Regions from separate parts of the Mus musculus genome. Here all the other regions are linked to region 2. The links are chromatin loops, found by intact Hi-C in ENCODE. Cell type or tissue: left cerebral cortex. All regions are shown on one strand.

Evidence for each region. Peaks named below come from ENCODE experiments on the same cell type or tissue, not always from the same donor. Only the 100,000 strongest peaks of a DNase experiment are listed, where the experiment ranks them.
Region 1: it touches region 2 in a loop (4-fold over the local background); 6 of 42 quality-filtered maps call a loop at or near these places.
Region 3: a loop joins it to region 2, with 2.1 times the contacts of the local background. A loop is called at or near these places in 3 of 42 quality-filtered maps.

What each region holds. Positions count from the first base shown.
Region 1 is chr13:91,362,400-91,370,399 of GRCm38, forward strand. It overlaps A830009L08Rik (RIKEN cDNA A830009L08 gene), which reads right to left. Exons shown (of 3, transcript NR_045161.1): 3 at 6,591-8,000. Among named protein-coding and RNA genes, the nearest start is that of A830009L08Rik, 22 kb to the right of the region's middle. In left cerebral cortex, CTCF peaks have their summits at 3,353 (motif pointing left) and 5,952; DNase peaks (open chromatin) are centred at 3,092 and 5,650; H3K4me3 peaks cover 8 bases; H3K27ac peaks cover 554 bases.
Region 2 is chr13:91,036,229-91,044,228 of GRCm38, forward strand. Atg10 (autophagy related 10) reads right to left here. Exons shown (of 8, transcript NM_025770.3): 4 at 4,622-4,760. Among named protein-coding and RNA genes, the nearest start is that of Gm46434, 110 kb to the left of the region's middle. In left cerebral cortex, a CTCF peak has its summit at 3,096; a DNase peak (open chromatin) is centred at 3,196; H3K4me3 peaks cover 367 bases; H3K27ac peaks cover 358 bases.
Region 3 is chr13:91,459,588-91,467,587 of GRCm38, forward strand. Ssbp2 (single-stranded DNA binding protein 2) reads left to right here and starts at 1,510. Exons shown (of 17, transcript NM_024272.4): 1 at 1,510-1,661. The coding sequence starts at 1,600. In left cerebral cortex, a CTCF peak has its summit at 3,687; DNase peaks (open chromatin) are centred at 518, 1,242, 1,474, 2,631 and 2 more places; H3K4me3 peaks cover 3,247 bases; H3K27ac peaks cover 2,041 bases.

The DNA of each region.
Region 1 (8,000 bases), 330 kb after region 2:
TGCTCCCAGTCACGCTGATTTGGTAACTGTTCTTGTCCAATGTCTAGCTGTGTTTTCTTATCTATCCCAGGGTATGTTCTGAGAAAAAAAAATCTAAACTTATTATTATGTGTGTGAGTGGGGTGGAAACATGCATGGATGATGGTCCCCACCCCCACCCCCACCCCCAGGATTACACTCAGGACCCCAGTCTTGCACTAGGTAGCACTTTTACCCGTTGAGTAATCTCATCAGATCATGTTCTTTAGCAATGCTTATACTACTGCAGAAAAAGCAGGAAGTTTATGTGCATAAAATCATGTCCACTTCTTCAGGATCATGTCTTTTATCACAGTGAATGACAGAGAATTCTAGGTTGGCTGCCTAAAAACCAGTGTGATGCCCTTGTACAGCCCACCTCACTCTAATAAAAAAATAATAATAACCCACACCACTTAAACCTTTTCATTCATTTAACAAGTGTTATATAGCACTTAAAATACGCTGTAGACTTTGCTGGTTCGTGACATTCATAAAGATAAGTAAATCACAGCGTTTGGCTGGCCTGGAAGAGCTCCTGAGACAAACCGTTGCAGCCTCTTGTCTTGTTACAGCGCTGGAACCCGGAGTAGCTGTGTTTTGTGGGAGCCCAGAGAACAGTAAGCTTCCCCGGGGAAGTGGGATGAGGGGGCTTCCCACAGAAGATACCATCTGCAGTGTGCAAGGAGGACTGAACTGCAACACTCCCATCAGAAAGGTGTGTTCTCAGCTTGGGAACAACAGGAGCAAAGCTGTGCTAGCGAGTGCTGGAAATCCTGTCTAGGGAGCTGAGCCAGGAAGAGGAGGCAGGCTTTATGGCCCTTCATAAAGCAAGGATGGAACCAAATCAATTTCTTAAAACCAGCTTCAAAGCTCTAGAGAGGCCGTGTAGGATCGCAGCTACTTATTGCTTTTTCTTTTAAGAAATTGTTTTTTGGATTTTCATGTCCGTTCATTTAGAGATATTCTATCGGTTGGTTTGAGTGTTTAGAAATGATTTTCAAATACCATCCAGATCAACACTAGATAAACCCAGCAACAGGGCCTAGCTTTGAGATTTCTTTTCACCTGTTCACCGAGGTCTCAAACAAGAACAGTGTGTAGAAACCACGGAATGGCTTCCTAATACAATCTATGAGTTAACTCAAGGAGTCTGCCCAATGAAGGAGAGGTTAAGTGACTTGATTCGAGCACACTGATTTGAGGCATCTTGTCCCTTTCCTGTTTTGCAATCGAATTTTCCCACACAACCAGATCTAGGCATGAGGTCTCACCTGCCTGTGCCCATTTTTCTATCTGTAAGATGGAGTTAGCACATTTAAGTACTTAGAAAGCTGAATTCTGAAATCTTTGGCTACTGTGGTTATTAGTGGACATATTAGGACATTTCAGTAACCCTCTCCTGCCAGCTCTACCAACATGAAATCCATCTTATCTGAAGGTAAACAGAAAGAAAGGCATCCCACCAAGAGATTATAAAGCTTCCAAAAATAGCAGAAGAAAGGAAAGTCTATTTTTCTCATGAGTTAAAAAAAAAAAGGAGGAAGATATTTTTCTTAAACTATGTGTCTGTGGCTCTCAGAATTTAGCACATGTAAAAAGCACTTATGAGATCTCCTAAAAACAAATCCCTAAACAGAGTCCTCTCTACCACATAGTCAGGATCTGATTTTAGGTCTGACTTGGCCTGCTTGGTAACTCGGGGTCTCACCATGGACCCAGACTGGTCTTATCTGCTGTCTCAGCCTAGGAATTGCTGAGCTTACAGGCTTGTGCCACCATGACTGTCTGGTAGCTGTTTTCAAAGAAAAGGAAAAGCATTTCTCCAGTTAGCCATGGGAGCTGCCAGCTGAAGTCTTCCATTACTCAAGCCCAACTGGAGCCCATACTTGATTCTCTTTCTTGTTCTGTTGGCTCCAAACCATTGCCTATATTCATTCCTCCATGTCCACAAATTTCTGAAACTGCCTGTTTATCTTCCTTTAGGAGTAGGGAAGAATGGCTTCCCACCTTTTCATCCTTAAAGAAGAGCCACAGTGGCTCATAGCAATAGCAGGGATGTGTTATAGTGTGGGAGGTGGGTGGCCTCCCAGCCTTTCTTGGTTATCTCGCTGCTGTCCTGAGGCCTTTCTGTGTCTGTGTGTATGTGTGGGGGGATGTCTGTATGTCTCTATGTGTTTGTCTCTGTGTGTGAGCCTGTGTGTGTATGTGTGTTTCTGTGTGTGTGTCTGTGTGTGTGTGTGTGTGTGTGTGTGTTTGTCTGTCTGTCTGTCTATATGTGGGTGTCTGTGTGTGGGTGTCTCTCTGTGTACTTGTATGTGTGTCTCTGTCTGCCTGTGTATGTGTATGTCTGTGTCTGTATGTGGGTGTCTCTGTGTGTATGTATGTCTGTATGTGTGTCTCTGTGTGTTCTTGTGTGTGTGTGTGTGTGTGTGTGTGTGTATGTCTGTGTGTATATATCTGTGTGCGTGTCTATGTCTGTGTGTATTTGTGTGTGTCTCTCTGTGTGTGTCTGTGTCTGTGTGTGTTCCCTTATAAAATTAGTGTAAGAACTGAAAAGGAGAAATGAACTAATAGGATGGAAAGATTTTCATTCCTCTCTCAAAGAAGCCTCTCAGCTGGGCGCCCCAACATTTTATAGACATTACACAGCAGAGGGGCACTGGGGAACCCTGACCTTTGGACCCACTCGGCTCTCAGGGGTGCATGAAACTGATACACTAAGCTAGTCTGAGACATCCTATGTCACTGAAGGATACCACGCCAAGGTTTTCTCTCCAGCATGATGATGCTCTATCTCTCTCCTGCTTCCCTGAGGTGGGCCACTGGGTGTTGTCCACTCCTGGGACTGGATCCTACTTCCAGCCCCACCTCCCATAGCTCCACTTCCAGGCAGCAGGAGGCCTGAGGCTCCATCCCCACTGCTGGTGGGCTGATCAGACCTAGTGAGACAGTGCCCTGGACTGCTTGGTTCTGCTCTTTCCCAATCTGTTCAACTCACTTGCCTGCTGCCAAGACTGCTCTTTTCTGCTGGCTCTGAACCAGTAAGTGCCCTGGGCAGGGACCCAGCCTCTGGAGCCATGCCCAGTGCTTGGTCCAGTGCTTGGCCCACTGCCCAGGAGTCGTCAAGAGTCTGGTCTGGGTATGTGTCCTTTCAGCTGCTTGTCCTATAGTCTTCTCCTTGGAGTGGTAGGATGGGAGACATCCATCCTTGTCATTTTTAGCCTACCCCAAAGCTTCTTTTTGCCCTTACAATAGAAATGGGCCTGATGTAGTTACAGGCACTAGCTAATTGGGGTTCTGGGACTTTTAAAGGCATTGGGGGATTCATCGTGAGCCCTCTAGTGTTCATAAAATGTTTTAGAGGGCTTTGGGGCCCTGAGTGGTGGATTCTCCAGGAACCACAGCCTGTGTGTAGCCTCAGTTTGAATGCCTATTCTAGAACATCTCTACCCTTGAGATCATTTGGTAAAAATAACCTTTCTGAGATGGGATATTGGGGAAATAAATAAAGGCTACCTTGGGCCTTAAAGACCATGTGAGTGGCCATCAAAGCAGACAATCTGTGTCCCTAGGGTGGTATCCACCACTCCACAACCACATACTGGAGCTCCAGAGGAGGCCCGATGAGACAAAACTCTGGAGGTGGGGGTGCTTTGTAATGATAGAGAGAAGAGACAAGGAAAAGATTTACAAGGCTCCCAAGCACAGAGACTCGATACACACACACACACACACACACACACACACACACATTTGAAAGAAATCAGGAAATTATAGAAAATAAACATTCTATGTAGCCACTAGGTGGGTGGCCATCGCATGTGCTGCAGACCTCAGACATTTAAATCAGAGCAGCCTAAGCCTTCCATATCTAATTCCCAGAGGCCATCTTGAACTGAGTTAGTATTGTTTATTAACAAAACCAGAACTTCTTTTTTTTCTTTCCTAAAAGCGGCACTTGGCTTTCAGACATAAATCTATATGGAGGAAATATAACTTTTCCCCAAAATCATAAGCAAGATTTTTTCGGAACTCTGTTTCCACCTGTAAACAGCAGGATACCCAGTCTGGGTTTTTAGAAAACAAGTCTAGGTTGCAGAAAAGACAATTAGAAAAAAAAAAAATCTCATTTTACCTTATATTCAGCAGATTTGGAAAGAAAGAACTACAGGACCCCAAAACACATCGCATGCTCAAAAATAATTGCCAGAGTGAGAGACCAGCACAATCTCTGACTTGGGCACATCTGACACAGTGGCATGCCTCCCAGTTATCTCAGTGACAAGTCCTGGGCAAAGTGTCACGTGGAGCATTATTCATCTAATCCCCACTTTGCTATGAACTGGAGATACTTTCCACATTCCACTCTTCAAACGTCACTATAAAGTCTTTAAGTCACAGGAGTGAAATTAAACATCCTGCCATGGGCAATGGGAATCGAAACTATGACCCCCCTAGTCTAGGATGCAAAGCCTAGCTTCATTCCAGACCAGTTCCAGATGAAGTTAAGTCCAAGCTGTAAACTTCCCTTTACTATCTTCATGGTCAAAGAAAGTTCATGACAACTTTAGAAGGGAAAATGGCTACTCTGCTAGTGTGGTTACTAAGACATCAAACTATAATTATTATCAAGAGTTTGCTAATTTATTTAGGATTTTAGAGTATCTCCTATCTAATCTTATCATACAACGCATTCTTGGCTAAACACATAAATTATGTATCAACACAGGTTTGAGGGTTTTTGTTTTTGTTGTTGTTGTTGTTTGCTCCTGTTGTTTGTTTGTTTTGTTTGTTTTTTGTTTTTTGAGCTGCAGCAGCAAGCCTTAGACATGTGAAAACATGTTACAGGATAGACATCAAGAGCAGCTGGAATAATCTCAGATTAAACCTGGCATCTTCTCAAACAAGCACCTTCACCTAGCAGGTAGCACTAAGCACTGCTTACGGAGAACAAGCAGGAATCACACAGAGCCCGGCACACAGAGCAGGGTGCATCAGTGTCAAACATACGGAGATTTGGATTCAATAAGTTCCAAACAGAAGCAAGAATCTCCGTTCCTTCCTCCAGCCCCTCCCTCTCTCATATCCCACCCTGCTCCCAACAGGGAATGAAAATTTTGACCTAAATTTGCTAGCTTGTTGAAAATGATTCTATCTTTCTTGTTACAAACTCACTTGAAGAAAAACTGTAGAATTTTGAACTTAGAGAACCAAAAATTATCTTAAAAGAATGGATTTTTGATCATTTAAATTCACATCATATTTCTTTTCCTTTGTCTATCTGGTGTTCAATGATTTAAAAAAAAAAAAAAAAATCTAGCCTAAAGCTAACCAGCAATCTGCCTAGAAAACTTGTCTTAACAAGCTAGGAAAAAACCAAAACCAACAACAACCAAAACAAAACGAAACAACAACAGACCAATAGCCTTACCTCTGTTACAGAAGAAATATACACAAGTATTAACTTTATACAAACAAGGTTGAAATGGGTGGGGTCCTTTTATTGACGTCCAGTTGTCACTGTCATTGGGAAATGTTACAGGCAGCTTCCAGTGTGTGTAGATAAATTAGGACGAGTGGAAGTGCTGAGTAACGATGCTACTTTCTGTATACCAGCTATAAACGAAGGCCTGAAAACCCTGAGCCATGTACTTGAACCGCTAAAACAAGGGGGGAGGGGAGCCCAGAAAACTAAGAGAGAAACATGTTGAGATGGGAAATTAATGAACAGAAATGGCATTCAGGCATGTCAAAAGATAAAACAGATTTAGTTTTTGGAAAGAGATCTAAACCTAGTAAACAGGGCCAAGTCTCATGAATTGCAAAAATTACATCATGTACAATCATTTTAGCAATAAATTTATTTTAACCATCGATAACTAAAGGTGGTTATTTTAGGAGAACGGAGTCAATACATTTGTTTTCCTGAAGCAGGCAGGGGCAGTATTGTGCTACTCCTGAACTTCATAAATATTCATTAATTTTTAAAGCACTCTGGTTAGCTTTGGCTATTAGCTATACAGATATTTTGCCCTTAAATAAAAATAATTACAATAATTTCATTATTTAAAATGTAACTAGCAAAACCAAAAAAAAAAAAAAAGACTATACTTTCATTAGTAAAGTATATAATCATTAGAGAATATATATATTTTTTCAAAGGATTCTGTTCTAATTGAATTCCTGGGGTAAAATTCTAATAACCATACTGACTAAAATAACCTAAATGTAACCGAAAGTAAATTGAAAATACTTTTTAAGTCTTTTTTTCAAATGAATCTCCACTTTCAAGAATACCATAGTGACCCAATTACCTGTGACGGGACCCAGTTGTTTGCCATTCTTCTGCATTGCACCCCCAGTATTTCATAGTAGACTGTCTTCACAAGCCCAGTGCCTCCCATCCCCAAAGAATCCAGTGAACGGTTAGTGATATTTACCTTACAAAGTAACCAAAGCCAGATGCGCACAGAGCTCACGTCGCTGAATAAAGAAATTGTTTCCTTGTGATCACTCTTGAAGGAGAAACAGGAAACTATGGAAATTATTCTAGTGAAACTAGGAAATCGAAGACAGAAACGCCAACTAGTTTTATTTGTAAATAAACCCAACTGTATGAACCATGCATACCTTATTCTGCTAAAGCCCTTCAGCCTTTATAAATCAGGCTTTTTACACTATGACAGATTAACAACCAGGAGGAAATATTCCTGCATATGGAATCATAGATGGAGTCCTCCACCTCGCCTCGATTCACAGCTTTCATTGTGGTACATGTCGAGTCACATTTGTAGACTATGAAGAAATAAATAAATAAGATTAAAATATAACCTTAAGAAAAGAAGTCTGGATAATTGAAAATTTTTTGAAGCAGGGCCAAAGGAGAAAAATTCACTCTAGAGGGCAACTGTATATTCAGCAAAACACATTTTCCCTTGTGCTTTGGGTGTGGCTTCTATGTGTGGGACTACATATGTGTGAGGGCATCCTGCCTTATGATTGGAGTTAAATCTATGTATTTGCCAAAAGCACATTCCAGGCCTGAGAAATGCCTCTGCTACCCAGAGTCCTTAGGTTGGCATTCTGTCCTCCGTGGTCGTTACTTGGTTTGGTCCATGTCTGAGGTAAACTGAGCCCTGGAGGCTAGTACAACTTCCTTGTTTAGGTTAGTTTGAAAAACAAGAAAAGTGTCTTCTTGTTATTGAAGATCCACGCCTACAGGCTAATTTTTCTAAACACATAGTCAGCAGACCAGCAAGAAGAAAAACTTAGCTCCTGGCTCTCTAAGTGGATTCAACTTCCTCCCCGTTCCAGCAAGGGTAGAGTTGGATAATTTCTCTTCGGAGATGTTTATTTCCACTCAAATTTATTTTTGAGGATAGGGAAGAATACTGCTGTCTCTTCTGTGGATACGACTCCAATTCAAGGAGCCAGGCTTTGGTCTGCCCACTGTTGAGACACTGGACCCTTGTGGTTACCCGTGTATAACCTTGGAAATGGGGGGGTATCACCCCCATTATCTAAGGTCCTGGATTTGAATGCAGTAGCTCTAGCCCCCAGAAATTAAATCCAAAGTCAGGATCAGCAACTCCTTTCATCAGCCCCTTGCTGGAAAAACTGTGGTGCCCAAGCTTCAAGAAGGCCCATTCCCTCTCAGTTCTTTCAGGCCCACCCAAACTGAGCAGGATGGAATGTCTAAACGTATGTATGAAAGGGAAAGGGTTCATCCCAGCTGCCTTGTCCACTCCTCACCCTAGCTTTGGGGGTAGCACCAAGCATCTAAGTGGGGAGCAACTGTAAACCACAAACACCCAAACCAGGTGCCTGGCAACTTAAACTATAGAGGAGAGCTGAAAGGGCACGGAGTCTGAAGTTTAGAGAGTTCATCTTGGTATCTGAACAGACCCACTAAGGACAGAAATGGTTATATCCCAGGATTCCCCTTGTGTGGCAGTGTGAAGTCTCAAAATTCATTTTAT
Region 2 (8,000 bases):
CCTCAGAGGTCCTCCAGATGGAGCTACAAATCCTTGACTTCCATTTTTCCACTCCCAAGACTCACATCTTTCTTGTTCCTTTAAGTCTTCTCTGTGCATTTCAAACCAAAGGCTTCCTCACGCTCTTGATCCAAGCAATGCTTCTTGCTTCACCCTGATGACTTACCCACTTGAATTTCACAGTTTGTTGATGTTTATCTGAACCTTTTCCTTGCTTTGTTTTATCCCACCTTTGAGGGTGAGCTGTTGTTTGGCTATTTCTTTCATTCCTCTTCTCTGGGAGCATCTTTTAAGCCCATAACAACTGAACAAATCTTCCACAGGCAGTATCTTGGGTGCATTTTACATTCTATATCCTGGCTTTCTGGGCCAATAAGACAGACTTCAGTTGCAGAATGGGAGAAATGTTTCCTTCCCTATTCTAAAGCGGCCCTTCCGACTAATTAAGGAAATATGTCAAAACAGCTCCCAAGAAGAACGCATATGTCAGCCAAAGAATTAAATATTTGAAAATGAGAAGAACCACTTGGTCCATTTCTCAATAAAGATTAAGAACAACGGGAAAGAGAAAGGTAAATGGAAGAAATAAGTTAGAATTCAATCTAGAATAAACATAAAAATCTCCAGTTAAGGTGTCAGGATGGGTGTTTAAACCTATGACTCTATTGAGATCAAGGCCATTTGGCATAAACAGACTCTTTAAACTGCATTATCAACATTTACCATTTGCTCCCAGCCAAGTCCATCAAGGAACAACAGGACATAAATGTCCATGGAACAATAAAAATGATGAGAATGGAAGTCTTTGTTGTGGTACAAACAACTGATGCAGAGGGCTTTAAAAGCAGTGGGCGGGCTAAGTGAGAGACACACAAGGGGCACATACAACACCTTTCATCAAACTCCAGCACCACAAAAGTACAAGGTAGAAAAAGAGATGCACCAATATATACAGGATAACACTGATGCTCTGTGGGGAGTCAATCCACAAGACAGAACTCAAAACCAGACTCATTATGGTTTATTTTTATTTTTGCAGCCTCTCAAAGAAAAGGGCAGAGACCTCTCACTCAAAAACTTGATGATAAATAGTACTACCTCTGCCCTGCCCAAACCAACAAGGACAAAAGCAGTTAAGAGAAACAGAGCCCCGAGAAGAACTCACTTCTCTTCAGTCCGTGCGATCATTTTGGGAACCAAGTTCCTGGTTAGGCATGGTCGCGCCCACAACCATAAGCAAGTTTTTGGGAGGCTTGCAGAAGGAGAAATGTGAGTGAGGGAAGCTTAGACAAAAGAGTGAGACCTTGTTTCAGCAGTAGTAGTAGCAGTAGTAGGGAAAGTAAAAGAGGAAGCACCATGTTCTTAGGAGTCTTACTGATATGAGAGGCATCCGGAAGTAAAGGCTACATGAACTTGGCCATCTGCCTTCAAGAATCACATAAAGAAACCTATTTAGAGATAGGATAGCTGCTCAGCTAGGCTGGATTCATGCTTTGGGTCTTCAGGATGCTCCATTCTCCTTAGTTTACTATATCTATGGTCTCTGAGAAGCAACGGATTCAATAGTAAAGATATGTAAATAGTTTGGCCTTAGGTCTCCTGGAGAGAGCACCACCACTTCTTCCTTATACCTTGTCACAACAGTGAGAACAGTATTACATCCACAATATTTTAGTCTTTTGGCTATACTTAGAAATGCTTAGAGAGTCTTCACTATTGACTTATCCAGAAAGCATCTGCTGATGCTTGCCTACGGATGACGATGTGAATAACAAAATTAGCAAGGTGAGCATGGCGTGTGTGTAAAATGCCACGTAACTATCAAGCACAGATCCATAATCAATGCTTCTCACTTTGTAGGTAATCAACACTGATATCCTTCACTACTTTTTATATGTTTGCGTACCATCTGGTAGGAGGGCAAATAAACAGACACATTATTATACTGCAGTGTGTGAGGTGATGACATGGTCTGATGAGAGATATGAGACAGGACGTGGGAGGAGCAAGGGTAGTCAGCATGTTAGCTGAGTCTCAGGCAGACACTGAATCATATACAGGAGCCACAGGAACTCAAAGCACAGTGGATTTGCATGTCAAGAAACAAAACAGATTCAGAAGAAATCTCAACCAGTTGATAAAGGGGGCAATGTCAGTTTCAATGGGAACTACCAAACCCTTGCTTTACTTTTCCTGTGTGTGTATGTGTGTATGTGTGTGTGTGAGTGTATAGAAAAAAAATCAAAGTTAAGCAGAGAAATTGATTTTTACTAACAGATGCAAAAGAAACTCTAACTCCTGTCACAAACAAATAAACTATTTTTTGCAACATCAAACAAAAGAAAAAATGGGGAGGAATGAGGAAAAAAGGAAAGAGAAAGAAAGACAGACAGACAAGACCCTTGGGCAAGAATTTTTACAATCATCCTGTTTCTAGGTCAGATTCTCTTGGTAGGAAACAAACAACAACAACAACAACAACAACAACAACAAAACCACCACCAATAACAAAAGCCCAGGCCTGGAATAAGAAGACGACGCTAGGAATGCATTCTCTACACCATCAGACTTTTAACACATGAACAGCCAGGCTAAGCAGACGTTGAAAGGAGGACTGGACTAGGGAGAATACGTTAAAAAATGACTCATAAATGAAGAATGGTGCATTCTTAGAAGGCCCCTGAGTTTACGTTAGGTAAAAGCAAAATTTAAAAGTACACAGAATGATCAAGCAATGAACCATTTTCCAGTTTTCTCCACAAGAAAACATCTCAATATGCTTTATAAAATATAATCCCATATTTTAATGTGCATAAGCAAATGAATTCTGGAATTAAAAAGAACTAAAAATCAATTCCATACAAGACAGAATGAGAGGTTGGGAATATATTTTTACAAAAAACAAATGACCTCTTTGGTTTTCTTTATCAGGTACACAGGAAGGGTGCCTTGAAATTCTAAAAATAGAACCAGGAGTGCTACTTGTGTATGTGTGTTTTAAGAACTAAAATCACCATGTAGAAAGGCATGCAGGAAGCACACTAATGTCATTAAAATATAATTGGACTTGCAGGAACAATCACTGTGCTGTGCTGTAAGGGGAGCTGTTGGCACGTGCAGAGCACAGAGCCAGCGTGAGCTCATCAGCCGGTCTCGGCAAGACCCACTTCCAGCTAGAAGCAGCCATGTTGCAATCCCTCGCATCCCTGATGCTGACAAGCTAAAGGACTTGTTTTGTCTCTGGAAATTCGTCTCTGGTGATTAAGTGCTTACAGTGAATACCGATCACATGAAAGAACAGTTCTGAAGAATCCGAATGAGTGCCCTGTGTCCTCTACCTGCAGCCCTGGCTTGTCTTTGAATCTAGATAGCGCTAGGCAGGGCGACTGCAAACTAGAATCAAGGAAGCATTCCCCACCTCCTCTACCCCACGTAACAAATATATTCCCCAACTTTTAGTAGAGGGCACAGTGTAGAGACAAGAAATCCTCTTTAACCTCTGGACTCTAAATCAAATATTATTACAATAAAGCAAATGTTTTAAAGGTTAGGAGTAATCATATGGATGAATCTGCAGCAAGAGTTTGAGAGTTAGTAACTATCTGTGTCCTCAAGTCCCAGGTTAAAAATTTACCCAAAATTGTCAGTTCTTAGGAACTGCACCTCAGATTAAAATCTTCTCACCAGGGATTCTCTAAGAATTTGCTCTTGTTTTAAATCGTAAGTGCTTGTAAAACTGCCAGCCCTGCAAAACTGGAGACCATTAAACAATATAAAGCAGTGAGTGATTAAACCCACCAAATACACACTCAAAGCAGCTTATGCTACTTTTTAATTAAAAATAAGAGATCATTGGCTAAATTCACATGTCTTAGCTATCCAGAAATTAGTAGTCTGCAAATGCAAACTGTTACCGAGAAAGGCATGCACAAAACCACACACAAGGTAAGAGGTGGACTGGATGGAGCTCTGAGTCCAAGGCCTGAAGTTGACCTAATTTACCCAGGGCATACCCAGACATCTCCAAGCTGCAGTGTGAGGACTCCATGTGGCATCATTAGCAGAGGCCTCCAAGGAGACAAGGTGTCCACCTTCTTGTCAGGCAATGCGTTAGATCACAGCATATCGAGGCACTGAGGCATGAGGTGTGTAGATGACTAGTGGAGGTGTTACTGCTATTCTTAAATACCCCTTAACCTAACCAATAAGCATTTCTTGAAATAACCATAAGCTCTTGGTGAAAGAAGCCCAGGAACTTAGGAGTTAATGGCATCACTTGAGACAGAAAGAAATTTTTTACTGCAAAGTTAGAAGTAAATAAACATTGCAGCTTTAAGTTGTTCCTACTTGTTTAAAGTCAAGAAAGGCCAGGGGGCTTAGTCAACTTCAGGCAAGGGGCCAAAACTGTGAAGATGAGATTTAAGGCTGGGATGATATCATTCACTATGAAGTCTGCTCTTTCTGAAGCATGAGAAGTTTTACTGGTGAAACCTTACCTCAACTACAGCTTTTTATTTTTAACCTCTGTTTTCTTCCCCTCTCAGGAATGATTTTCCAAATATGCTCCCTGTCTTATATGGAAAGTTTATAAATTTGCTTTCTGTATTAGACATGGTCTTACCTAAAAAGCTTGCCCTAAAGTAAAGAACCGGCACTTGGTAACTACAAGAGTATAAGACATGATACTCATGTTTAATCACTTCTGCCACCGCTGCAGGTCTCGTCACTTCAGAATCATCCATTGGTAGCTCTAAATTCTCCTGGGGGGGGAAAAAAAGCAGAGACTAAGCCAAACTGTGTATGTCAATGAATACAGAAACAACAACAAAACCCAAGTGCACACATGGAAAGAGAAGGGTGAGAGCTTCTCCTTGCAAATGACCAGTTAAGTTCAAGGTTAGGAGGTAAGAAAAGGGAGAGCTACCCACACAAACATTGAACATTTGAGTTCTAGGTAAACAGTAATGCCAGAAAACATTAACCGTAAGTAATTCCAGATTGTTCTGGGGGAAACAAAGCAGCTCTGAGTAGAGAAATAAGATGGGGTTTGGGGTGGGAGCAGGGTTGGAGGCAAGGGTGAGAGCAGGGGTGAGTGCAGGGGTGGAGGAAGCACAGAGAACTACTGAAGCAACAACTCTGAAGTTTCCACTGTATGATTTTTAGCAACAAGAGTTGTGAAAGCTAAAAAACCACCCTAACAACTGAACAGAGGCCAGGAAATGCCCCTACAGGTTCTATTGTACTTGCCCAACGATGACTCATTGTATGCTCAACAATCCCTAGTTCCATTTGGAATAAGTTATTTTGCAAGAGTCTGAGTTTGTTAGGTGTATTTCAGATCCCAAGTGATCCTGTTTTCATTATTTTGTGTATCTTTGGTACAGCTCAACAATAAATCTTGATTTAGGGAATGGTCATCAGCACATGCCACCATGAAGTTAATTAAACAAGGCTGTGTAAGCAGAGATGGCGAAAGTCATTCCACTTCCCAAGTAATTGTTCTTCGCAGGCTGCTTCTTTCTCATCATACATGAATTAAGGGATGGAAATGGAGAGGAGCCTGAGGAAAAGAAAGTCCAGCGACAGGCCCAAAGTGGGATCCAGCTCAAGGAGAGGACCCAAGACCTGACACGACTACTGAGGCTATGAAGCACTCACAAAAAGGGACCTATCGTGACTGCCCTCTGAAAGGCCAAACAAGCAGCTGAAAGAGTCAGATGCAGATGCTTGCACCCAAGCAGCTGGCCCGCTGTTGAATTAGGGAAGGCTGAAAGACGCTGAGGAGAAGGGCCATCCTGTAGGAGGACCAGCAGCCTCAATTAATCTGGATCCTTGAGATCTCTCAAACACTGGACCAACCAAACAGATGGCATACACCAGCTGATATGAGGTCCACAACACACATACAGTAGAGGAATTCCAGGTCTATGCTCATTCAGAGATGATGTACTTAACCCTCAAGAGACTAGAAGCCCCAGGGAGTTTGGAGGTCAGGTGAGGTGGGGGATGTGGCCATTCACGTGGAGACAGGGGTGTGGGAAGGAGTTATGGGATGTGGAACAGTCGGCAGGTGGACGGAATGGGGGAATAAAAAACATGCAGTGTAAAAAATAAATTAATTTAAAAAATAATGTGATAACAATCATAGTTAGAATAGAAAGAGCTTTAAAATGTACAAAATAGAAAAAGACTATTATTTTTATGATGTGTCACTTAAGAAAACAACGAATTTTTCTTTATGTCTAGAAGCAACTGATCGGGCATGTTGAATCAGGGTTGCTGGGTTCATCCCTGCGCATTTACTTATTTGGGCTGGCAAATTTCTCTTTTGAAATTAAATTAGTAGGAAGAATGAAGCAAGAAGGTTTGGCTCATTTCAGCTTCTCATTAAAACAGCAACAATGAACCATCAGAAAGAACTACAGAAGAGACTGCAAACTTTATCAATATGAAATCAGGTTGCCTGTGGAGATAAGAAAGAAGGGAGCTGCTCTCCAGATCGGTATTGCCTTTCCTAACTCCCATTCACAGGCAGTTCCCTGGGAGACACTACAGCACATACAGTCACAATGAGAGATATTTATACAAGAGTTGTCACCCAGCATCTGTAAACATATCAATTAAATACAATGAATTAAATAATCAGTGAGAAATCATTCAACTAAATATTCCAAGTACAATTAATGCAACAATAAAAGAGAGGTGTTCTTTTCCTGTTTATTTAATTTTAGCCACAAGTATCAAGATCTGTTGCAATAAATTTTTAACCAAGTTCTTTCTCTTTGCTTCACAACTGGGTTATTTCACATTTATAATTTCTTTTCTTTCCCAACATAATAAAAGAATTGAAACTTGGTATGAGTCGGATCTTAAGGGTCCCCAGAGGGCCAATTGTTAAAGGTTTGGTTGTCATATATGATACTGTTTAGAAGTAGAACCTTTAAGAGGTAGGTTTTCAGTCATGTTTGCTAGTGCTATAACTTGATAGATCTTTTTGTTGAAGTCAGTTTTTCAGTATTTCTTAAATTTAAAAAGATATTTACTCACTGATACAGTTAGTGGTTTCACTATTGGAAATCTGAACCACAGAAAAACCAGAGTATACGGACATAGAAGTTAGGATATTCGCTGCAGCTGAATTTAGAAGGAGTAGTACATGATCAACCTAAAATATTTAGCAATAAAGATTAAAAAAAAAAGCCAGGTATAAGGTAGTTCTGCAATGGCATATGGTGAAGGCATTAAGTCTACAATGACATAGCACAAGATGGCAAACTCTCTGTAAGTGAAAATCTGAAGGACCATATGATATATAACATGGCTCAGTGGAGAACGTACAGTGTGGAGAAGAGGTATATATGGGTGTGCCTACAGCTCTGAAAAATGGAATCCTTGCTTATCCTGTTGCGGGAAATATTAAAAAGAATAGCAAGTTCCTGCACTACACCCAGCTACTCTCTGCCCTGGCGGACTGGCCCAGCCATCTACTGGTAGGCAATGGCCGGCCTATTCTTATCTCGTGGAGACTCTTTCACTCAGAGCTCCAAAATCTCTCCACCCAGCTAGCTAAGTTCCCATTGGCAGGTTGATACCATGCCAGCCCTGTGCTTCAAAACTCCCACTGCCCTTTGTGGTACACATCAGGCAAAGCCACGCTTTCTCTCTGGAACCCAGTCGAACCACCTCATGAAGGAAAACACCACATAAACTTAGTTCAGAATCAATGGTCACTCAATCGCTGGGTGTGACAACTAGAATCCGAATCTTGCAAGCCATATTAAATCTATATCCTCCAGTGGTGAATCCTGGCAGATCTGCCATGAAACAAGGAGACATTCGTAGCTACATCTTGTTCTCTGCTACCTTCAGTCTAAAAGCCACACTCTCTCTCCTGCTTCCTCTCTGCCTCCGTCCAACCTGTCCAACCCAGAAGTTCCACCTACTTGCTCGGTGATTGATTCCTTTATTCATTAGGGGATAGTTCACAAGAAGTCACCTGA
Region 3 (8,000 bases), 420 kb after region 2:
TTTAACCTTCTGCTGTTTTATTTCTGTCACTTGCTATCAGAACCCACAAACTCCATTTCTTTCCTTTCCATCTATCTCTGCATCTCCATATGCATTTTTATGATCCTACTGCTAAATGCTTAAAGCTGTGTGCAATAGAAAGGTATGCTTCCTCATTTGAATGTTATTTCCTTTCCTTAGCATAACCGTTACTCCTCTATTCATGCTTTTCTGAGGTCTCCATGTCCTACCCCAATGGCACCTCTCTTCCCCTGTCACCTCCCATTTGAAGCTCATCTCTTCTCTCAACCGGATTTCTACTCTGTCTGATTTTACAGCCAAGGATCTTTAACAAAATAAAGGATGGAGTCTATCAGAAACCAGGTTGCGTGTGTCTTGAGAAACTTTTGCGCATTCACTGAAATGAGATTAGGGACTTGGATCCAAAAATATTCTCCGGGAGTTTTCAGCTTGGGCACAGCTTTGCACATCTTGGGCTCTGCGGCCTATTCTGCTGGGCAAATACAGGGATGTCTTTCAGGGCCTTCTCTGAATCTTTCCAGTCCAAGGGTCAAATTGAAATGACATTGCCCATCCAAACTATAAAAGCAGGCCGAGTAGAGAATGCCTGGGCCCCTGGTCTGCTGCAGGTCTGTGCAGAGTACTGGGGAGGTAGGGACCCAGGCCTTGGGCCACTGCGGTCCCACGAGTCGGTCTCTTGACCTCTTTGGGAAGGGGAGGGGGTGTAGTCCCCTCTTAGACAGGAGGCAGACGCCAGGGAGGGTGGTCCTTTGGGATTCAGGGCTTGACTTCAGAGCCGGCGACAGCACCTCAGCGGGCGCCCCAATGGGAGGCACGGTGCCTCCCAGGGAGAGACAGAGGTTCGCTCAGTCCTTGAGCCAGAAGGTCGAGGGTTCAGAGCGGGCGTCCCCGGCCTGCTGGCCCTCCGGGAACGGGATTGGGGCGACACCCCAGACAGGAGGGATGAGATCAACCGCGGGTACGGACCCGGGGTGCCTGGCCGGAGAGGAGCGGGAGAGGAGGTTGGCGGGACCCCGGCGCCGGGTCCGCGGGTCCGCCTGTGGACTCGCCGGGCGCCCCGAAGTCTGGGGCCGCCGCGACTCCCGTTCCGCAGTCGCTGCCAGGCACTCCAGGCCGCACTTTCCCCTCCTCCCCGCGCCTTCTCTCCAGTGAGGAGCCGGGCGCGGGCGGCGCGGGGGGCGGGGCGGCGGCGGAGGGAACAGCCAGTTGTTTAAAATCCTTCTAGAGCAGTTTCTAATTCCCCCCTAGCGCCCGGGTTCGGAGGGGGAGGGGGGAAGGAGAGCGGGAGGGGGAGCGCGGCGGAGAGGGAAGGAGGGAGGGAGGGAGGGAGCGGGAGAGGGAGGGAGGGAGGGAGGAGACTGCCGCTTAGGCCGAGCCGCCGCCGCGCGCTCCGGCAGGCCGGAGGGAGGGGAGGCCTGTCAGTCTCGCGCGTTGCCAGGGCGAGGAGGGCGGAGCTCTGGCGTGGGGCGGCCAATGGTGGGGGTGGCTGCGTGGGTCGCCATGGGGACGGGGCTGTTCCCGGGGAGGCTGTGATGGGTTGACAGGTGCGTGACAGTGGGAGCTGCTCTCGGCACAAGCATGTACGGCAAAGGCAAGAGTAACAGCAGCGCCGTCCCGTCCGACAGCCAGGCCCGGGAGAAGTGAGTGTCTCCGCGCCGCAGCCACCTCCGCCTTCGCACGCGCGCACACTCGCGCACGCACTCGCACTCTCCGGGAACCGCAGCCACACGGCCGCCCCGCCGCGGGGGAGCCGGGGGTGGGCTGCAGGGGGAGGCGCGGGGCGGGGGCGCGCGGCTCCGGGGAGCGGCCGCCTGCCTCCACGGGGGAGCCCCCCGGGTGGGTGGCCGCGGGCAGCGGGCGGCGGGAGGGACGCGCGTGGCGGGGGGACGGCGGCGGCGGGGATGGAAACTTGTTTGGGTGGTTGAGGGGAACCACCCGCGGCTTCACCTCCTCGCAAAGTAACTTTGGAGCTGTGGTCCAGGACGGCCGGGCCGCGGCGCGCGGCGGGCCTGGGGGGCGCGGGCTGCGGGGCGGCCGGGGTCCGGCGGGGCCGCGGCGGGGGCCCGCGAGCGTGGAGAGGGGAGAGGACGGCGGGCCGGGCGGGCGGAAGCGGGGCCCCGCGGGGCGCGGAGGGCAAGTGCGGGCGTGGGCCGGGCGGGCGGGCGGGCGCAGAGACGCGGGTCCGCGGGTTCTCCCGGCGCAGGCCGAGCTGGCTGGCGGGCGGGTCCGGGGCGGCGGGGGAAGTTTGGGAGTGGGAGCGCCGAGTTCCCGGAGGGAGAGTGTGTGCTGGCCCGCGCGGGGTCGGTCGCGAGAGCTTGGCGCTCCTGCCTCCCGCCGCACACCGGCTCGGCGGCGGCCCCAGAACTTTTTGAGACTTGCGGTGTCCCCGGGGGTTGGTGGCCGCGGGCGCGGAGGGCAGGTCCCGTGGGCCGTGGCGGCGCCGCGAGGAGGGCTGCCCGCGGTGTGGACCCGACGCGGGTCGGCGTGGGGGCTGCGGCAGAGATGCTGGGCACAAGCCGCTCCGCTGGGTCGTGGGGGATACAGGTGGTAACTTCGGTGGGAACCCGGAGGACGTTGGGGAGCCGAGGTGCCACGGTCGCGGCACGCTGCGGAGCAGGCTAGTTGGCTGCTATTCTTGTGTACTTGTAACGGCGATTTGGTTGTTACTAAAATGAGAGCGAATAGTGACTCTGACACCGAGGAAGAACCCTCCCCCCCCCCCTTTTTCCTATGTGCAGATGTTCAGACTGATTCCCTGTACTGGGTCTGCTGGGGGCGGGGGGGGGGCGTCAAGCTTATCCTTGTCATTGAACATACTGTCTTGCTGAGGGGACTCAGGCTGGGGGAGAGCAAGTCCTTCTCAGAGGTACTCTGGGTCTCTTGCATACAAAAACAGCTTGGTAAATAAAAAAATCCAAATGTGTAGGCTACGGAGTTTACCCCCCTTGCTTAGGCAGTTAGTCATACCCTTGAAAGTTTGTTGTGCCCCAGGGAGGGGAACATGTTCTAATCTTTGTGTTGGCAGCAATACACACACAATTCCCATAGGGTTTAGAGGTGGCAGGCCCTGATGTAGGAAAACAAAACACAACAACAACAACAACAACAACAACATTAATGGAGAGATGTTTTTGATTCCTTCACCCCTGGTATTTTAAAGATCTTGCTGTGACAAGGAATATAAAAAACATACAGTGTTTATTGCCTGGTTAAGAAACTGTAGTTACTGGACTTGGAGTTCTAAAATATTACTGTGTGCTTATTAATCATTTGGCTGTAATATATCTGATAAAAACATCTGGAGGAGGATGCTTTAATGTTTATAAAATACCCGAATTTCACAGTTTGAGGAGTGAAAGGAATTGTATGTGATTCATTGAAAACAGAATCTTGTTGGGGGTTGACTGAATTTGGTATTAATTTGGGTTTTAGCTGGACTCCCATGAATAGCTGATATTCAGCCTAGTCGATTCCTTGGTCTCATGACTTTAAAAAAACAAAAATAAAATTGATTTTCAGTGCAGAGACGACAAGGGAGTTAGATTTGGTATGTTTTGGTCCTTTCCAGCTCTAATTCTGATTCTGTCACAAAAACAAGTAATTGCCACTTTACTCTCATCTGCCAAACTGAACACCAAGGAACATCATTCTTAGGAGCAAAGCGACGAGGGCTCGGCTAGATGGTGCTGTTTGATTTAAATATCTTTCTTCCATTTACTACAATTGGCAGTCGAGTTCTTAACTCGTTTTGCCTTGTGGACTAGACAGGTGAAGAAGCCACTTGAGTTGACAGTGGCTGTCTGAGTTTATTGTTTCTGCGTTAATTTCTAGCAGATCTAAGACAAACATTGAAGAACACCCTATTTTTATAGAATCAATGTCATGGGAGAGTTGATGTGATCACTGTTGTTTCTGTTTACTGATATCAGTATATTGATTGCAGAAGATGGGAAACTTAAAGTTGCCATTAAACGTATGGGGACGGATTTTTGTTTTTAATTTTGAAGGAAGCAGATTTGAAGAGTTAGCCAAGATAAATAATTCTCTAGTAAGCAACTTAAGACCGTTCCAGTCTTAAAAGTCACAATTAGTTTATATTTTAGTAATAAGTATGAGTATATCTTTATAAAACAGTTTTGCAGAATGAGTTGTGAGTAATGGCAAAGACGGAGTGAACATACTAGCTTTATAATCAAGAGTGTGTTTTCTCACACAGCTTCACAAAGGGAAAGCTGGCAGTCACTTACCTGAATTTAAGTCTTTGCTTTGTCTTGCAATAAGAAGTTACTATATAAAGTATTTGAAATTAATCCATGGCTTGTATAATTTATAAAATTTTGTTTTGTAATTCTGAACATAAAAATTGGCTAGGGTCAGGTTAATTGTGTGTTTTGTTGTTTTACAAAATAAACAGGTTAAGCCTACTCAGAGGTTTGCAAAAGGTTTAATTAGGGAGAGTGATTGAACAACCCTGGAGGAAGGTGGGCTGTTCGCATAGAAATTTTAATTCTGATCCTGATAGATTATTGCCACTGGCTTTAGTACTTCCCTTATAGCACTGACCACGATAATCAGTGTTTCTTTTGAGTAGGGAACAATACTTTTTATTTCTCTCTTAAGGTGGTTTTTTGTTTTTGTTTTTTTGTTTTTGTTTCTTTTACATTAAGAACCCTGTCTTCTAATACTGGAAGTTGCAGTTTCTTGGTGATGGATATGCCAGACTCAAAGGAATCTTTGCAGTGTGAAAAGTTCTCATTGTAAGGACATTCAAGGTTGAGTTCTATATTCTTTAGCATGGTTTTATTTAAAAAAAAAAAAAAATCCTGAACAGGAATCCAGAGAAGAACTGTTGTGTTTGCCACAGTGTATGCCAACTCTGTGTGGAGAGGTTCATCATGTTTATTTTCTCTTTATTCATATTTCTTCTTGTTCTCCCAATAATTCTGATAGGTGGCTTTTTTCCTTCTCCCTTTATGTAACAAGACAGATTCCCTGTCTGATTAAGTAACTACCCAGGGATAAGATGCTAGAAAGTAGGAGAGCTGTGCTTTCAACCAAGGTTTCTCCAGCTTTTGCACTTGTCATTGAAACTGAAAGATACAGTTTCAATGACCAGGTTACCTTCTCTATCTAGGATAGAGTGTCACCGATTTAGGAAACAGTATTACATAATCAGATATAACAGCATCAGGATTTTGTCAGCTGTGTAATCTTGACCAAGCTGCATCCTTGGGCTTATAACTTTCCATGTTGGCAGGTTGCAAGTATGTATGTGGTGTGGAAGAAGGCAGAGAAAATATTTAGAGATGGAAGTTAGAATCCTAAAATAAAGAAGAATCCTTGTCTCTTGAGACTTTCCATTTTGTTTGATCACTGACAATTTCAAATTAAGTATAATAGTTGTGAGCAGTTTATGAAATATGTTTAAGCCACACCACTAAAGAACTAGTGATAAGCCAATACATACTGATACATTTATTTATTTATTTATCTGGGTCTCGTGTGGCCCAGACAAGCCTGAAACTCCCAATGAAGCAAGGATGCCCTTCAACTTTCACCCTCCTGCCTGCCTCTAGCTCAGTGCTGGAATTATGGGCGTGTATCACCACACCCATTTTTATGTGGTGCTGGGCAGGCTCAGTACCAACCGAGCTACAGCCTCAGCTTCTCATTTGTTAACATTCTGTTAGGATACTGAAGAAGAATTTGCTAGGAATTGAAGATGGGCATGAGAGACACATGGTAAACAGTAACTTTTATCAAGGAGTTATTGAACATAGAAATTAAACTGTAACATGGGGCACGGAAAGGTAATTGTGATGTTTAGATGTTGGTTCTTGAGGTGGAAATTCCGAAGTGAAGTTTACTCTGTGCTCCTTCTAAGTGGCTGCGATCTGAAGAGCATGTAAGTGCTCCTGAGTGTGAGTTCCTAGGGAGCAGGAGCTGCTGCCCTTCACCTTGATCTCTGTTTCATCATTAAAGCATCCCTACCAAGCAAAAATTATGTCTGGCTTTCTTGTTTTCGGAAAGAAATAAGGCAGGTGAAGTAATACAGATCTCTTTAGAAACTTGTTTGACGAACAGCTGACACAATTTAAGATTTCTAGTTTATTCTTTTGGGGAAGGGAAGCTCTGGGAGTCAAATTCTTGGCCTTGTGCAGGCAAAGCATATGTTCTTCACTGGTGACATCCCAGCCCACAGGATTTCTAAGGCCAATGAGAGATTGTTACAGAGACAAAACAATTTCCAGGATGTTTCCTCTAAATACAAAGTAATTTGGATCCAAAATGTCATTTTAGCTGTGAGACTTTTTTCTTTTGATGGATGTCTTTTAGGAAAAGAATAAAATAAAACCCGGTTTTTTGTTTTTGTTTTTTGTTTTTTGTTTTTAAAGGAATGAATCTAAAGAAAGAAATTGGGAATAGTGAGTTACAGGATCTCACTATGTAACTCTGGCTGGCTTAGAACTTCCTAGGTAGCCCAACCTGGCCTAAAACTAACAGAGATCCACCTGCCTCTGCTTCCCAAGTGCTGGGATTAAAGGCGTAGGCTACCAAGTCTGGCAAGTTTTAGTATTTTATGTAGAAATTTATTATAGTTCTTAAAAATAGCATTATAAATACTATAAACTATCAAAAATGTAAAATGTCTATTTTCATACTTTCAATTTGCCCATAAAAGCATCCAGGATGAAGGGAAAGATCATGAATTTGAGTGTATAGCAGTACCACATGTGGCTTACATCTCCAGCAGCTACTAAGGGACAGAATGGTGTTCTTTAAAATCAGACCATGTTCTGGAGCAGGGGCTGGATGCCCAGGTGGAGGCTGTCCAGTAGTTTCCAGTTCACCCTGTAGTTTGCAGTTCCAAGTAAAATTTGAATTTAGACTCTCCTAAGAAGCAAGGAGATCATAGCTATATATCAGTGTGGAACACAAGATTAGGACCCCACTTAAAGCTTTAAAGCTTTGAAAGTCTTTTGAGACATATGCAATAAAACATCCATAGCTATAATCATGTTTTGGCATGCTACTGTGCTAGTGACATTGTTTACTAACAGTTAATCCTTGGTAGACTTTTTTTTTTTTTTTTTTTTTTCTGAGACAGGGTTTCTTTGTGTAGCTCTTGCTGTTCTGGAACTCACTCTGTAGACCAGGCTGGCCTCAAACTCAGAAATCCGCCTGCCTCTGCCTCCCAAGTGCTGGGATTAAAGGTGTGCGCCACTACCGCCCAGCAATCCTTGGTAAACTTATGCTAAAACTTTAAATTTATTAAGAACATATTTTTTAAAAAGTGGACTTAAAATAGCTTTGCAATAATGGAATAATATGTGTTTTTTAATTTTGAAAAATAGTTTTGAATAGAAATTAATGGAAATATTCACATTTTAAGAGTGCTTTTCAGATTTTGTTTGTATTATGTAAATACAGCTTTTTGTATACGACGGAAGTTAATGGGATGATAAGGAGTTACTTGAGTCCTACACTGAAACCATCTATAGGCACTAAAAAGGTAGTACAGGGTAAAGATGACAGCCCACCCTGGTCTCTTAGCAGAAGCTGGTCTTGCCTTCCCAAGCTGTTGGTTGGTAGTACACATTGTGAGACAGTACTGCAAAGCAGGTTCAGTGGGCCACAAAACAAGGAGAGTGTTTTCATGAAGGTGTTAGAGTCAGTGGAGGCTCTGATGGATGAGTAATTTTTGTCAGAGTTAAGTTAATAACTAAAGAATTCCCAATAGTGGAGATAGTCATAGTTTCAGATAGTCACAAGAGCAGAAATGTATCTGAACTGACCTAAGCAGGCCTAATGCAGTGTCTGCTCCTGTATCATCTATATTTAATCTTTCTCGTCCATCCTTCACCTTTTAAAAGAGAAACATCAGCTGACACAATTTTCTGGTAATAATTAATAATTCTCATACTTTAAGAACTCTGATGATTGTCTGTCTTTCTCTTCCTCCCTTTCTTTCTTTCTTT